2 separate regions of the Mus musculus genome follow, and region 2 is linked to region 1. Evidence: chromatin loops called from intact Hi-C (ENCODE). Cell type or tissue: left cerebral cortex. All regions are shown on one strand.

What was found. Peaks named below come from ENCODE experiments on the same cell type or tissue, not always from the same donor. Only the 100,000 strongest peaks of a DNase experiment are listed, where the experiment ranks them.
Region 2: a loop joins it to region 1, with 2.7 times the contacts of the local background. A loop is called at or near these places in 11 of 42 quality-filtered maps.

What each region holds. Positions count from the first base shown.
Region 1 is chr2:65,235,913-65,243,912 of GRCm38, reverse strand. It overlaps Cobll1 (Cobl-like 1), which reads left to right and starts at 5,122. Exons shown (of 14, transcript NM_177025.6): 1 at 5,122-5,550. The coding sequence starts at 5,474. Gm13594 (a long non-coding RNA gene) reads right to left here. Exons shown (of 2, transcript XR_001783320.2): 1 at 5,831-8,000; 2 at 3,717-4,407. In left cerebral cortex, CTCF peaks have their summits at 4,474 and 5,122; DNase peaks (open chromatin) are centred at 4,824 and 5,139; H3K4me3 peaks cover 2,906 bases; H3K27ac peaks cover 1,531 bases.
Region 2 is chr2:65,327,884-65,335,883 of GRCm38, reverse strand. Slc38a11 (solute carrier family 38, member 11) reads left to right here. Exons shown (of 12, transcript NM_177074.2): 8 at 82-152; 9 at 1,133-1,294; 10 at 5,492-5,604. Among named protein-coding and RNA genes, the nearest start is that of Slc38a11, 32 kb to the left of the region's middle. In left cerebral cortex, a CTCF peak has its summit at 4,338 (motif pointing right); DNase peaks (open chromatin) are centred at 4,350 and 6,929; H3K27ac peaks cover 291 bases.

The sequences.
Region 1 (8,000 bases):
CTATGGGGGCCATTTTCATTCAAATCATCTCATTCCATTTCCTGGTCCCCATAGGTTTGTGTCCATAACATAACATAATTCATAATACATTCAGTTTGCCTTCAAAAGTCCCCATAGTTTATACAGTCTCAACCCTATTTAAAAGTCCAAAGTCCAAAATCTCTTCTGAGAGCCATGGCAATCTCTTATCTGTAATCCCTTCTAAAAGCAAAAACAAAAAGCAGATAACATACTTCTAACATATAATGACACAGGATATACATTATAGTTCCAATAGGGAGAAAAGTGAGCGTACTGGACCAAAAACAAGAAGGAAAACCAACAGGCAAAACTCCAAACTGTATCTCTATGTCTAATGTCAGATCTTCAGATCTCCAACCTCTTTCAGCTTTGTTTAATGAAGCATACTTCTCTCTCTTATTAACTCCCTGTTAACAGCTCTCCTTAGTTATCCCACAGCTCTGACATCTTCAGTATCTTGGGGTCTCCATGGCAATCCAGGCTTCCCCTTCACAGCTACACACACCAAGGCCACATCTCCAATAATGGCACTCACTATGTCTATGGGAGCCATTTTCACTCAAACCACCCCAGTATATACGTTTACTTTCTTATTACTACTCCACAGTGAGAATTTTCAAGCTAGGTGTATTGGCTGTTCTTGTTTGTCAAGCACTAAAACCTAAGCAGCCGAGTACACCTTTGAGGGATTTTTTTTTATTAATCTTTTTTTTTAAGATTTATTTAATTTATATGAGTATACTGTAGTTGTCTTCAGACACAGCAGAAGAGGGCATCAGATCTCATTATAGATGGTTGTGAGCCACCATGAGGTTGCTGGGAATTGAACTCAGGGAATTGAACGCTGGGAATTGACTGCTCTGGAAGAGCAATCAGTGCTCTTAATCTCTGAGCATCACTCTAGCCCGTGAGGGATTTTTTTTTCCTTAAATAAATCATTTGAAGTGGGGCAACCCACTTTTAATCCATATCTTTTGAGGTAGGAAGATCTACCCCTAATCTGGCCTCTACCTCAGGTGGCAGTTAATATAAACAACATGGAAGAAAGGTCTCCCTCTTTGCCTGTTTGCCCCCATTCTTGCTGGCTGGTTCATCCTTTCACTGGTATTAGAGCCTACTTTGAGATTCTGGCATATACTGAAGATCAGCTGAGATATCTAGCCTCATGGATTGAATAACACTCTTGGACCTTCCATTTGTATACAGCCATTGTTAGACTGGCTGGACTACAGTGTTAGGCACTGTAATGAGTTTCTCTCTCTCTCTCTCTCTCTCTCTCTCTCTCTCTCTGTGTGTGTGTGTGTGTGTGTGTATGTGCATGTGTTTTATAAATTCTGTTCTACTACAGAACCCGGACAATCACTAAGTTATCACTCAAGGATGTGCACAGAAAACCTGACATTTATTTTGAGTCTTGTGTAGCTCAGATTGGCTTTAAACTCAGTATGTAGCTAAGGCAGAGCTTTATGTTCTTCCTGCCTTCACCTCCCAAGCAAGAAGGACCAATGTTTCCTCCTTATAAGGGCCAACTCACCTCCCATCTGTTGTTTTCAGTCATCCTCCAGGGCCTGTGAACTAAAAAGCCCTTCTTAGACTCCTTTGTTTTAAGAATGTTGTTTAACAGTTTCTTCCTAGATTAAAGCATTCCATCCTGTTGGAAAGCTCCTTACGCAGGAAAGTAAACAACTCAAGAGAGCTTCAGGAAGTCCCTGAAACTCATGAGATTGACTAGGTACTTCCCTGTCAGAGTAATCAAAAGCAGAGAATTCCTCTCAGATCAAGTGACGCCACGTTGCCTACGAAGACTCAGACAAACTGAGCTTCCAGGAAGGTTCTCACGAAGAAGAAAGTCTGCAAAAAAGACTCTTGAGACTAGATGAGCTGCCTGATAGAAGCAGAGCCCAGCCAAGCTGTCTGGAAGGGGGTTAGACCAACTGACGTACCTAGAAAGGACATCTCCTAATTGTGGAGCTGCCTGTAGGCTATTCAGTGTGTTCCATGGGGTGGGCTTTTGGGATACAAGTGTTTGGAGTAATTTCTGCTCCTGTAAGTAACCCTAATCAAACTCATTGGTTCACCAAATCAGACTTTAGTGGTATCTGTACTTGGGTCTGTTTCAGGTTTCCTAATTGGGGTGAGTAGATATGTGTTGCATCTCCCCGGGGAAAAGTTTTGTCACACAACAAATCTCTTAAGTGAAATCTTTAAGATTTCTTCCATTTCCCTATTCCACAAATATTTGCAGACTGTCTTCTGTGGTGTGAGCTGCATTTAGAAGACAAGGGTGCGCGCAAAGCCTCTTCTATCCAAACCCCTCCTAGTCTGTGTAACAGTCAGTTGTCACTGTCCATTTTCCTGAACTTAGATCACCCAGATTAATAAAACCATACCCATGGAGCTGTGGACAAGGACAGTTCTAGAAAGATGAACTGCTGTGGGGAAACCAGTCCAGTTGTGAGCAGTACCTTCTCTTGGGTTAAGGGCTCATAGGAAATAAAACCTGAAAAAAAGGAGGAAGCCAGCCCAGTGCTGGCACATGCCTTTCTCGTTTTCCTGGCCACCATGCATGGACTGCCGCTCTCCATCACACCATTCCTGACCTGATGAGCAGATACCTCTAAGTCCCTAAAACTGGGAGCTGAAATCAGTCCCACTCCCCTGCTGTTGTGTGGTATTTTGATCACAGCAATGAAAAGCTAACTGAAACAGGTGCAGCAGCCGTTGTCCACCTAACAATCAAATCAGTTGAAGAGAGAAAGGGCTATTTCTATCCGTGCTATTATTCCAAAGTGATAATATCTGAGACAATCCCTGCATTGATGATGATTGGATGAAATTGGAGGGGAGATTTCCAAACAAGAAAATGGAGCAACATCTGGACAGACTTGGACAACTTTCAGAGGGACTGGGAAGGGGCTGTTTTCCAGCATTATGTTAAAAAAAAGGGGGGTTATTTAAAAACAATGATTACCATTGCCGATAAATTATGCAGTTACAAGATTACAGCATAGACAGTAATGTATAAGAATATGAAGTATAGTCTTGGTTCTGAAAGATGCTGAACAGTTTATTGACTTAATCTCAAAATAGATAATTAGTGCTTTGGGGGATTCTGCTGCAAACCCCGAGCCTCTCCAAGAAGAGGTGCTCAGGGTAATAGTGTAACATATTTAGGATCCTTCAACTTAGTGTCACCTCCATCTTGACCCATCTCTGCAGGATGACAAGAGTAGGTTACAGCAGGCTCAGCACTCTCCTTAACGTGATTCTACCAGGAAATGAAACATCTCACTTGTCAAGCAAGCCATTTGGGTAGGCTCAATTTCAGTGTGTGGAAAGTATGACCCTGCCCGGTGCCCAAGAACAAAAGGATGTAAGGGAAAAGTGGTGTCATGAAAATTGCACTCAGCAGTTACGAAATGTTGTAAAAATCTCTTAAAGATTAGCCTAACTGGAATCCATAATAGTACTAGGATGCCATAAATCAAGGTTGAAACTAATTAAGTGCTTGATCCTGTGATTCAAAGTTATAAACTTTAAGTAGTTTCAGTGTTCCTTGCTATTTACAGCCTGTCTATGCAACAGCTGTAAATCTGCTTATCCATTTACGGTCAGAAAGGATTCATGAACTTGTCAAACCAGTGTTATTATTTAAAGTCTAAAATCCAGATCCATTTCAAACAATTGCCTCGTTATTAGTCAAATTATTTAAAAGCAACTTTTAATGATAGAGTTCTAACACAGTCATCGCAGAAGTCACCACGATCTTCACCTCCATTTCATATTCAAAGATGTACTGAGACCATATTCACCACAAGGGAGAGGAAAGAGACAAAATCCAATTATGTGGAGTAGTAGTTAGTACTTTTGGTTCCAGAAATTATTGGTGGTGGTTGTAATGAATGAGCAACAAAGAACCTTTAATTAAGCACGGGTTATAAATACTAGTTTAATTTTAATGTGAACCAAAAATGTTAAGTCCTTTGTTATCCTACATCATGTTTTTATGCCTACAGATTTGCCACTTGAGGTATCCATTTATATATTTTTAATTTAGCATTATTTCCTGATGTTCGCTTTTGGACTCATCAATATGATTTACTTTAAAACAGTTGGCAAGGGTCTAAGGGTAAGGAGACAATATGCACCCGGTTGTCAGGTGGCACGTCTCCTCTGAGAAGAACTCTTGCAGGAACCGAAACTACAAACAAGCAAGCACTGTCTGAGATTCCTTTATTCCTGTGAAACTTCCAGGAGGCCACTAAATCTCTGCTGTTCTTTCTTAGCTTATAGACTGTCATCATGAGAACGTCCAGTCCTCAAATCCCAGCTGTTGGCTGTTTACATCAAGAGAGGCATGTCTGGGAAGACTGGACGAGCTTAAACCTGCCAGGGATTAAAAAGATCACAATGTCAGAGGTGCCTTTTAAGGGCTAGCAACCGTAGGGGTCAGTAAGGTTAAAAAGAAAATCCTGCACTTCGAAGGTCAGACTGCAGGTGGTCAATCAGCAGGACTCGGTCCATGAGCTCTCCTCACTTCCGCTACAGCTTGGGTCCTCCCTGGGGTTTTGCTGGCCAGGTAGCCTCCCTGTCCGCCCACTCTTCCTCTTGGGTTCGCGAGGCTTCCCAAAGCTACTCAGTGTCAGTGGGGACTAAAACGAGCAGCCTAGACGCTTCCTCTCCACCGGCCTCCCCCGCGGTACCTAAAAGCCGCGTGCTCCGCGGAGGGGTGCGGGGTGGGGTAGGAAATTCCTCCTCGCTCCACGTCCCCGCCCGCTCGCCCTACCCGTCCCCTCTCCGGCTGGCTGCTCTGCTCGCTCCGATGCTGACCTCGTCACCCTCACTTCTGCAGAGCGAGGTGGCCGAGGCGGCTGCGAGCTCGGGGCTCCCGGCAGGGCCATGGGGCAGGGTGAGTTGGGGCGCGGGCGCGGCGGCCGGGGGCCGGCCGCTTTCCGCCGCGCGCTCGCTCCGGGCGTCCGAGCTAGCCGTGCGGGGGAGGAGCGGAGCCTGGACGGGCCGGGTCCCCTAAAGCGGGCAGTGGCTTGGGAAGGCGGGGGCGCTGTGGTTCGCAGCTCCTCCGGAAAAGTTTGCACGGGATTCAGTTGGTGCGCAGCGGGCCGCTGGAGCCCAAGCACTGCGGGCGTGGCGACCGTCCCGCGCCCGGTCCGCTCCTCCTCCTCCTTCACAGCCCGGGCTGCCGCGCGCCGCCCCTTCGCCCGGGACTGGCTGCGGGCTGCGGCCGGGGCGGGGACCTGTAGCCGTCGTCGCGGCGCCCTCGGGCAGGGACCGACCGGCAGGTGGAAGCGCCCCGGGGAGGCGGGGCCGCCCCTGGCTGCCGTGGGTCGAGGCGGGCTCTTGGCCCGGCCGCTCCCGCCCTGACCCGCCGGCCTCTCCCACCCTAGCAGTGACGCGCCGCCTCCGAGCCCGAGCCCGCGCCGCGGCCAGCAGCGCGATGGACCGCAGCGTCCCGGATCCCCTACCCCGCAGCGCGCCCCGCACCCCCGCCATGCAGCCCGCGGGCTCCGCAGGGTAAGTAAGCCTCCCTCCCGGCCGCCGAGGCCTCGCGCGCTTCACCTGCCCGAGGCGAGCTCCCCGCGGGGCCGCCGGGCTCCCGGGCCGACCCACACGCGGGCGGGAGACTGCGTCCTCCCGGACGAGTCGGGGTGGGGGGTTCGGTACTTTGGGCAAGCTTTCCGATCGGGGTTACGGAAGGCCAGGCGAATGGCAGGCGTTGGGTGAGGAGTCCCGGAGCAAAAGTGGTAACAAAGGGCCCCTTGTTGGGGCTCTGTAGCGGCGGGGGGGACGACACCTGTAAGCGCGCTCCGGGAAAGGAAGGAAAAGTTTCCACAGCCAAGCGCTCCAGCCCAGGAGGATGGTTTCTGTCAAGGTGACTGCAAGGAAGGGGCTTCCTGAAAGTCCACGGAGGGCGCAGCAAGGTGTGCCAGCTGTCAGCCCGGCTTGACAGTTCCGGGAGCAGGCGGGGTGCTCGCCTCTGACTGGGGGTGTGTGTGTGTATGTGCTTCTGGCCAATTGGTGATGCCAAAGCCGAGTGCGAAGTCAGTCGCATTGGCAAACACCTATACTTTTTTTTTTTTTTTTTTACCGTCACGTGTTTGAGGAGCGATTGGAAGGGAAGGGGCTGTCACATGGTGAGTTAATATTAAATGAAGCATGCCTTCCTGCCAAATATGCTAAACATCACTCTGTTAAACGTTTGGGTAAACAGTGGTGGGAACAGGTAGTCCTGCAAGGGCCAAGGAGAACTTGAGAATAACCTTTGTCGTAGTAAATGGTCAAGCTACACAACCCTGTCCTAGGTGAGACCGCCTCACTGCTGTCATGTAGCCTCTTTGCCATAAAGCACCCCCAGTTTCTCTTTTTCTTTGTTAATCAGAACCTAGAAATGCCTTAAGCAGAGTATGAAAATTCCGGAAATTGGAACATTAAGGAACAGGCGACTTTGTAAGCAATGAATGAAAGTCGTTCTTTTTTTTTTTTTTCCCCTGGTTTAAGAGTGAAGAAGTCATTTTTCCCTGGAACATGACAGGCGTTTCCTTAGGAGCAAGTCACAGCATGTTTATTCATCAGAGGCCATGCGAGCATTGGCAGTTGTCTAGAGGAAACATGGAAGAGTCTCAAGGCAACATGACTAATCTAACAGATATTTAGTGTAATGCTTACATAGAGGAAACATGCAGTGTATGAATTCGTTCTTTTTTCCTCTAAATTTCGATCTCCTCCATGCAAATATCCCCTATTGCTGTAGAGCGCTACTTTTTTCTTGGGGGGGCGGCTTTCCACCGTTTAGATACTAATGTGTCTCCTTCCATATATTTTTACCGTATGGAGAGTAAGTGTGTCGGTAGGATGAGGTAAAGCAAGGCCTGGAGACAGAGCTGTGGATTAATGTAAGTTAATGTCATACAAGCTTTCACACAAAACTGAATTAGACTCTCAGAAAACAGCAGAGAATTCCCGTGTGTGTCTGTGTAATACACTTACACAACACGCAGTCTCAGATGCTCAGGAATCGGTTCTTCTAAACAAAATAGGTGAGGCCGGAGAGCTCGGTGATGAAATATAGAGCTTTCTAGTGACAAGCCTAGAATACCCCGGGTTTTATGCTTGAGAACTTGGGGGCTAAACAAATGAGTTCCTTGAAAGTATGCATATATTTAATTGCTTGATGACTTTATTTATTTATTTATTTATTTGGCAGCGACTCCTTTAGGCTAGGCTGGTCTGCAACTGCATTTATAGTTGAGGGTTACCTCTTGTTTCTGCCTCCCAAAATTGAGGTTACAGGAATACACCACTGCACCCTAAAGAGGAAAATATTTTAAAGAACCTTTGTGCTTACCTTTCAAACTTCAGGGAAGATATCTGGGAAAATGCTCCTGTAAATAAACTGCCATAATACCTAATAGTATTCTTTTAAGAAAAAAAAAAAGAGCTTCTAGTGGCTTGCCCTCTCCCACTTGTCTATTCCAAGTGCCTGTCATGTCTGATGAGTATTCAGGATTAGTGTTTGCTTTTTCTAAAAAAAAAAAAAAAAAAAAAAAATTGAGACCTTTAAAAAAGTTTAAATTGTGGGAAAATGAGAGTATTTAGGAGGTGCAGGGTGCAATCCTAATATGATATAATTGTTGGTTTTGAAGGTAGGTTCCTTACTATAGAACTAATTATATCATGACTCAATAGCCTAATAGCTGGTGAGGCCTACTTTAGTTCTTATCCGTGGATATTGTTGTTCAAAAGAAGTCCTCTGTTGTCTGTAATTTTCCAAGGTTTACTCTGTTGTAACAGGTTATTTGAAGGGCAAATCAATGCAGCTTCATATTTTACAAGGGTGGGGGTGGGGGTGGGGAGGAGGAAGCTCTTTGCTTGAGTTACTGAGCCAATTAGTAAAACCTGAGGTCTGGGGTGCCTGCTCACTGTGTTAATTGATTTGAATGCCTTCTGACTAAGGTAATAGTAAT
Region 2 (8,000 bases), 92 kb before region 1:
CACCATTTCTTATTCTCCAGTAAGAGAATATTATTATTACACTTGTTTAATAATGTATCTAAATAACTGAATTTCTTCTAGACCAAAGACAGACAATGCTTGGGTGTTTGCAAAGCCCAATGCCATCCAGGCTATTGGGGTGATGTCTTTTGGTGAGTACCTGGTTTCAAAACTCTTTGTCAATATGACACATCTGCTCTGTGAAGAGGTTCTGGTCCATGTATAGAGGGTCTTCTACGTTTAGATTCCCCATTAACAGTACACAATCTAGTTCCTGTTGATATAAAATCAAGCTCAAGCCTTGCTCGTCCATTATTAAACTTTCTCATTTGTTACTAAATTTTGCTTCTAATTGGAGAACAGTGTTTCGATGCTGGACATTCATGACAGTAGTTAGCACTCAAGCATATCCCTGGCCAGCCCAAAGGGACCCCCATGACAATGGTAGCAATCAGGCACCTTCCTGGCCATCCCCAAGGGACTGGGCAACAAGTCATATCATCCCTGGCTGCTCAAAGGCAAAACAATTCCCATTGTTGCCCCTGTCACATGTCCTCCTGCGCATGTGTCATGGCCCCAATAAAAAGCCACTTTTTCCCCAACCCCAAACCACTTCATTTTCCTTCCTTCCTTTATGTTCTATCGCCCCTCTCTTTAATAAGCCCCACCCCCTCCACATGAGACCTGTTTCCCGGTGTGATTTTGTCAAACTTGTGTTAGTTCCACCAATGGTTAGTGTGTCTCCTAACTTGGAAGTCCAGTAAATGTCATAGACTTCTATAAAGTCTTGGCAGAAAGGATTTAGGATTTCGCTAGATATTTATAACTCCACTATGTCCCAGCTGCCAAATAAAGCAAGGTACAAATTTTCCTGAAGATAGGAAGAGGAAAAAATGGGAGAGTTGTTGGACAGGTCTGGTTTATGTTGAGAGTTACATGAAGTTACTAGGTAAGCCTTCTGTGAAGTTCCTTGTATGTAGGCCTTACGTTCTGGCTTACTTAGTGCTGTAAATTAATATATGTTCATTTGAGATATTAGATATTCTAAGGCAGTATACATCTCTCACCTTTTCAAAGTAGAAAACACAGTCCTGCTGTTTCCCGAGTAATGAGGTTTTCTTTTGTGTTCCAGCGTTCATTTGCCACCATAACTGCTTCCTAGTCTATGGTTCTCTCGAAGAGCCCACAGTAGCGAAGTGGCGCCGGATTATCCACACATCCATCTTGGTTTCTGTATTCATCTGTGTGCTCTTTGCAACGTGCGGGTACTTCACTTTTACTGGCTTCACTCAAGGTAACATGAGAGACTAAACCACAGCCCATCCTGGTGCAAGTGCACTGGTACCAGTCGATCCGTGTTCTGCCCGCTTCTGGAAAAGTTTTTCCAGGGGACTACCCCACCCCAGCCCTCTTCCACCCACACTCTCCGCTTTCTCCTCCTGCCTGTCTATCGTCTGCTCCACAATTTCTCTCTTCTTAACCTCTCAGATTTAGTTCTGTGATCCGTACTCTCTGCTCCCAGGCGCACTTGTTTGCTTGTTGCCAGACGTGAACTCTGGCTCCCCTCTGCTCTGTACTTTTCCTTTCCCGGGTACTAATAGCCTCCCAAAGTTGAAGCTGATAACCTTTCCGCCTTTGGTCTCTCTGAACCTTTCTGAGTCAGCTGTACTGAACTGCCTCCCACTTGAGGAAAGAATAACTGTACTGTTACCACTCTTCTTTTTCTGTGCTAATATTTTTGTTGTTGTTTTCGTCCTCAGACCTTTCTAATCTCCCACGCCACTCAGAGATTGGGGTCCTGCTTTTCCATTGACAAATAGTCTGCGTGATCTTCCCATTGCCCTTGAAGCCCAGGCCTGTAGGATGTTTCTGCTTAATTGTCTCATTCTGGATTAAATCAGCAGACATCACCTTTCCTATAAAGCCAGCCCTTTCCCTCCCTGCCGTCAAAGTGACTTCTCTTTTCTTGTATCTCGTGGTCCCAGTAACTACGTGGTCCCCGTTTTACTGCTTTTAACGCTTTCATCCAATCATTAAGGGTTTAGTACTCAGGGTAGCCTGACAGCAGCCAGATGCCATGATCCACATATCCCGCAGCTTTTGCAGGTCTAGGATCTCACTTGACCTTCCCACAACCCTTTGAATGTAAGTGGAATAACTAGTTCTACTTCCTGCTTACACAGAAATAGAAGTAACTTGCCCCAGCTGGCGGGTAGCAACCAGTACTCGTGTCTACTGATGCTCAAACTCAGATATTCTCCCCGCCCCTTCTCTGTCTGCCTCCCAAGTTTTGATCTGCACAGATCCTCTAGTAGTCTCTTAGTGTCCAGCTCTTCTTGGCTTAGTTTTCTGTGTCACTGTGGTACTCTTGGTATGCCTTGGTCTGAATACCTGTCATAGATCACCATGATTATACACATACATTTCTCAGAAAATAAGAAAGATTTTTTAAAAACTGAATGATTAATGTGATACCAATATAGTAATATGTATATATATATTATACACACATAGATAAATGTACATATACACACACATATACACACATATATACATATATATATACACACATATATATATATATACACACACACACACATACGTGTGTGTGTTCTACCTGCTCTAGGATAGTACAGTTAAAAGCAACCTTGAAAGTCTTGATAAGAACTGTTTCAAACACTGCCATTTACCAGTCACGATTACTACATAGTATACCAAGCTGAATGGCCTAAGGGTTCCTGATTGCATGGTAACCTTGGTTTGTAAATGTCTCTCTGTTTTTGCAAGTGACATCTTCATAGTGATTTTAGCATTGGTAATTGCCATGCTGTAGTACTTATAACAGCTGTATGTGGTCACTAACACCTGTAATTCCAACACAACACACAGGGAGTTAAGGCTGGAGATGTGTAGCCTGTGCTATAAAGTAGTGCTTTATCCTATAAAAAAAAAGTGTGACAGGGGCTCTTTAAGCTGAGTGTGGCCACATGTGCATGTATTTATTCTTGGGCATGAGGAAGAGACAGTAAGATCACTTGGGATTCCTGGCTGCCAGCATAGCTTCAGTGAGAAATTCTATCTCAAAAATAATAAGGCAGAACATGATTTGCAGTATACCTGGTGTTCTCTGGCCTCCACAGTCCATGCACAAACCCACACACATATATGTATATACTACATATATTCATATACAAACACATACACTATTTCTCACACATATCTCCATATAAAAAAGGCTGACCAATCTTTGATGTCATAGTTTTTGCCCTTGTTTTTGTTTTTTCTTCACTATAATTCCCTGACACACTTATACTCAGGCTGAAATCAGCCAGCATTGCTTCTTTAGCTCATTTTACTTTAGGTCAATTTTTGCGTGATCCCACTGTGAGCCTTGAGATTGTGTTGTTTACTGGAAAAATTTGTTTCTAGTTGTGGTGTGGCTCAGCCCTTGGCACATACCTTTAATCCCTCTGGCTGGAATACAGACATGCCCTTAGTACACCATTAACCCTAGACAATGAAGATAAAGTTAGTCTGTAGAAGGAAGCATCCATGTTTGAAAGTGATGTCTAATTGAGTGGCAGACATAATGATAAATCAGAGAAAGATTTGACAGAATAGGGTATGCTCAATTCTCACCAGGAGAGGAAAGGAAAACTAAGAGAGAGCAGTGTAGAAAAGGAGAGAAGGCAGTTTTACAGGGACAGTTGTACAGAGACAGGTTGTAGAGAAAGAATAAGCCAGACACAAGTGAAAACAGAACAAGTCGGAGGATGATAATGAGCCAAAAGATTAGAATATATTGACAAAGTTAGTATGAGGCCAAGCAGAGCAATTCAAGGGCAGCCAAGAGGACCCAGATTGAGTCAGTCAGCTTGGAGAGGAGTTTGAGCTGAGTTGAATCAGCCAGCCAGAGATCAGAAAGAATTAGGATGGGGTAATTATATTCAGCAGCAACTCTCAGAGGCTGAAAACATTCCAGGCCTAGATAAGATTGTACAGTCTTCCAGAACTAGGTCTAAGTTAGCAGACTGAGGTTGTAAGCCTTGGAGACAATTACATCTGGTGAATAAAATATATTTTTACAGTCGATCTGGTCTTGTTTGTGTAAGCTACACACTTCATTGTTATTTAGGAAAATGTAAGCCCGTAAGGTCGTGGGAAATCTAGAGTCCTGTTGCTATGCCCTAGGACTTCAGAGAAGATGCAGGACCTAGTTATTAGTGGTTACTGATGGGAACCTTTGTTCTTGGGTTTCTCACAATGTTGACTCCTCAGTCAACACTGAAGCTTGGTGTCTGCCACTACTGCTTTGTGCTGTCATCTTTTTCTGACCAGAAGGGGGAGCAGAAGGGTAACACACATCTGGTGTCATTGGTGGAGGGGAAGAACATGGCCACTTAAAGCATGTCTCAAAAGGAGGGTGTGCAACTCCTCACTCTTTAATAAAAACAAGCTCCTCTGAAACAGTGTCATAAAGCGTGTGGCTTCCGTCTGATTTTCTAATTGGTTTAATTCAAAAAAGGCAACTGCTGTGTGCACATTTAACCATGTTATGTTCAGGAAATAAAGAGGCCCGAATGCTGTGTTCAGCAAGTATGTGCTGGCATATGATCTGAGAATAGAGTCCTGCCTTTCTTCATAGACTTCTGAAAACAAACGGAGTCTCCATAAGAACTAGCATAAGATATATATAGTTTATTTCTTGGTTTGAAAATAAAGTTAATGTCCATTCCTGAAATTGCCCCCCCCCCCTTTTCAATTTTGAACCAGTGAAATATGCATTTACATTTGGGTGTATCAAATGTTGTGAAAGACAGTGTATCTTTGGAATTCCTTGGTGTGGTCCTGGGTTTGTGATCAGGACCTGCATACCTCAAGCACAGGAAACCCGGCTCCCCACATACCTTGCTTCTCCTCTTCCTTGTGGGGCTGTCCTCAAGCTAAAGATAGCATTTCAAAGAGAATTTTGTTTATTTTAATAGACATTTGTTAAAAATAATACAGTCACCAGAAACAAAGACCAGAAGCCATTTATAAAGGCTTACACATAAGAATTTAGGGAGTTGATTCTATTATTAAAAGAAAGAGAAAAAAAAACCAAAACAATGGACTAAGTAGTTTTTCAAAAGTTGGCACAACTTTAAGGCAAGTATACTGAAAACAAATAAGAACTCTATCAGTGACAAGTTTACTTTCAAATAAAATATACACTAGTTTTAATAGCAGTGAATAAACCTGGGGCTACTAAAGTATGTTATACTTAGACCTGGTAATCTATGTGTCTTTAATGATATGAAATATATATATATATGTGTATATATATATACACATATATATGTGTCTGTGTAGGTGTATAGATAGATAGATAGATAGATAGATAGATAGATAGATAGATAGATAGAGGCTATCACTTTTATACAAAGGAAAATCTCATTTGTTAGTTATCCCCAATACATTGCAAATAAATCTATTTTCTCTTGTTCTCCAGGAGACTTGTTTGAAAATTACTGCAGAAGTGATGACCTGGTGACCTTTGGGAGGTTTTGTTATGGTATCACTGTCATTTTGACTTACCCGATTGAATGCTTTGTGACCAGAGAGGTAAGCATGGGTTCTACTACATTTAGGAAGACATAGATAATTCAATATACAAATTCTCAAACACATGATGACAGGGGATAGATTCATACAGCCTTCTCTTTAGGCTATTAAGTATCAGAATCTACAGATGAACATCGTTAAGTTTCAAAGAAACCTGGGACAAATGGCCAAATGAGGTGTCTATTAACATATCAAAGCAGACACAGGCTGCCAGACTATCTTAGTATTTTTCACAGAATCCGGCTATTTTGTGCACTTCTCCCCTCCACACTTCTCACCCGAACTCCCTACCCTAAACCTTTCTAGACCAGAGCTTCACTCCCCCACCACTTCACATCACCCCCATCACTCATGATTCTTATACAATCCAGTCATTTCAGTCACATTATCTCTTGATCTCTTGCCCTTGGCTCCTCTCTTGGTCTGCCCTCTCTCCTCTTCTCTCTCTCTCCTCTTCCTCTCTTGCTTTCTCACCTCTGTCTCTCCTCTCATAGCCCTGTCCAGTCTATTAGTCATGTTTAATGTGCTTCTTTCTCTCCCTGCTCGGGATTCTTGAAGATGCTTTGGGCTGTTTTTCCTCCCTCATATCTACGTAAAAATGTTCTCCTCAACCATGCCCAGGAGTGGTCATGACCTCATTATCATTCAAATATATATTATAATATTTACAGAATAAAAGGTTTCACATGTTGTAACTATAAATTATGCTCCAGGGTGGAGTCTATGTTATCATAAACACACATATTCCACTTCTTTCCCAAGTGAGTAGCAGCCTTTAGGACAGCCAAATCAAAATCACTGCTTTTTATTTTTAAAAGAATGTCAAAAAATAACTTAAGGATGAAAGTTCAAAGACATTGTTTCCAAAATTATAATTTGCCAAGATGTTAATTAAGTCATTGTTTATTTACCATAGGCCAGAAAAATTGGTTTTATTTTATATTTAATATATAATAACATGTATTTATACAATATAGTATCGTATATTATGTATAAGTGTATATTATATAATATAAATATATATTTATATATTTAAAATATTATGGTCTATGAGGAACCAAATTTCAACTTAAAACTGTAAGTTTACAGATCTATTTTGATATCTATAGTTATATAACTGTTTTATATGAATTTTACATAGTTGTGTAAATGGACGAGAATCTATTCTTGTGTAAGACTGGGTGATATGGCTTGTCAGGAATCTCTTATGCTGTTGGCTAGATATCCAGTGTGCTGAGTAGTAGCACCCACCATCCCGGCTCACAGAGCTTCTTTCAGAGTCACTGTGAAAAGGGCTTAGTCAGGATCTATTCCTACAGGCTGTTTACACAGCTCTCTGGGTGAATGTCTGTAATGTATGAAGCGAACCACCAACAGAGTCTTAAATTCCCTATCTAATCCGCAAGGCTGCTGATTTCTCACTGCAGGTCAGGTCTGGCAATGAGAGGCAGTGCTGGGACATGGCAGGGGATGTTCAGTACTGTGCATTCTTTTCAGTCACACCCAGGTTCACAGATGGCACAACCCAGTCCATTATCATCAAGGCAGGAACATGTCATTATCCAGGCAGGCATGGTGCAGGAGGAGTTGAGAGTTCTATCTCTTAATCTGAAGGCTGCTAGCAGAATACTGGCTTCCAGGCAGCTAGGATGAGGTTCTTAAAGCTCACACCCACAATGACACACCTACTCCAACAGGGCCACATAATGACACACCTTCTAATAGTGCCACATCCCTGGTCTGAGCATATACAAACCATCATAAATGGCTTCTGGACTAGGGTATGTGGATGGTTTGAGTCTCTTCACCTGCAGCTCTTTCCATCTTTCTTATGGGGAAAGGAGTTTCTATTCTAGCTGCCATGACAGGAAAGCAGAATACAACTAAGATCTTTGCCTTGGTAGTATACACTATGCAGGGTGCTGTATGAATCCTACTAGTTGATGGTGCTGTCTGTACACATACACACACAAAACCTACATAAGCACAACTATTTCTCTTCATAGGTAAAATGGCCAGGCACACCTAAAGAGGATAGAAACCTGATATATATCCTTTGCTATCATGCCTAAGTGGTTATTTCAGCCTCAGAATCTCATTTTAGAGATATATGGGAGAGTTGTGATTAAAGAAGATGAATTTGGGGAAACATCAAACTCATATCATCTACAGTTATTAGTATCACCATTAGGTCTCTACCAGCAGCGCTGGAGCAGCTGATCTGTGGGGACATCATCTCTCTGGATGATTCAACGCATGTCATCTTCATGGTATCCAGCACCTGACCCTCTCTTCCCAAATGACAGTTCTTGTTTCTCTGGGATTTTGCACATACTCAGTTCAGATTCTCCTTTCTGTCCTCCATAGATAACATCCTCATTTTTTTTCTCCTTTAC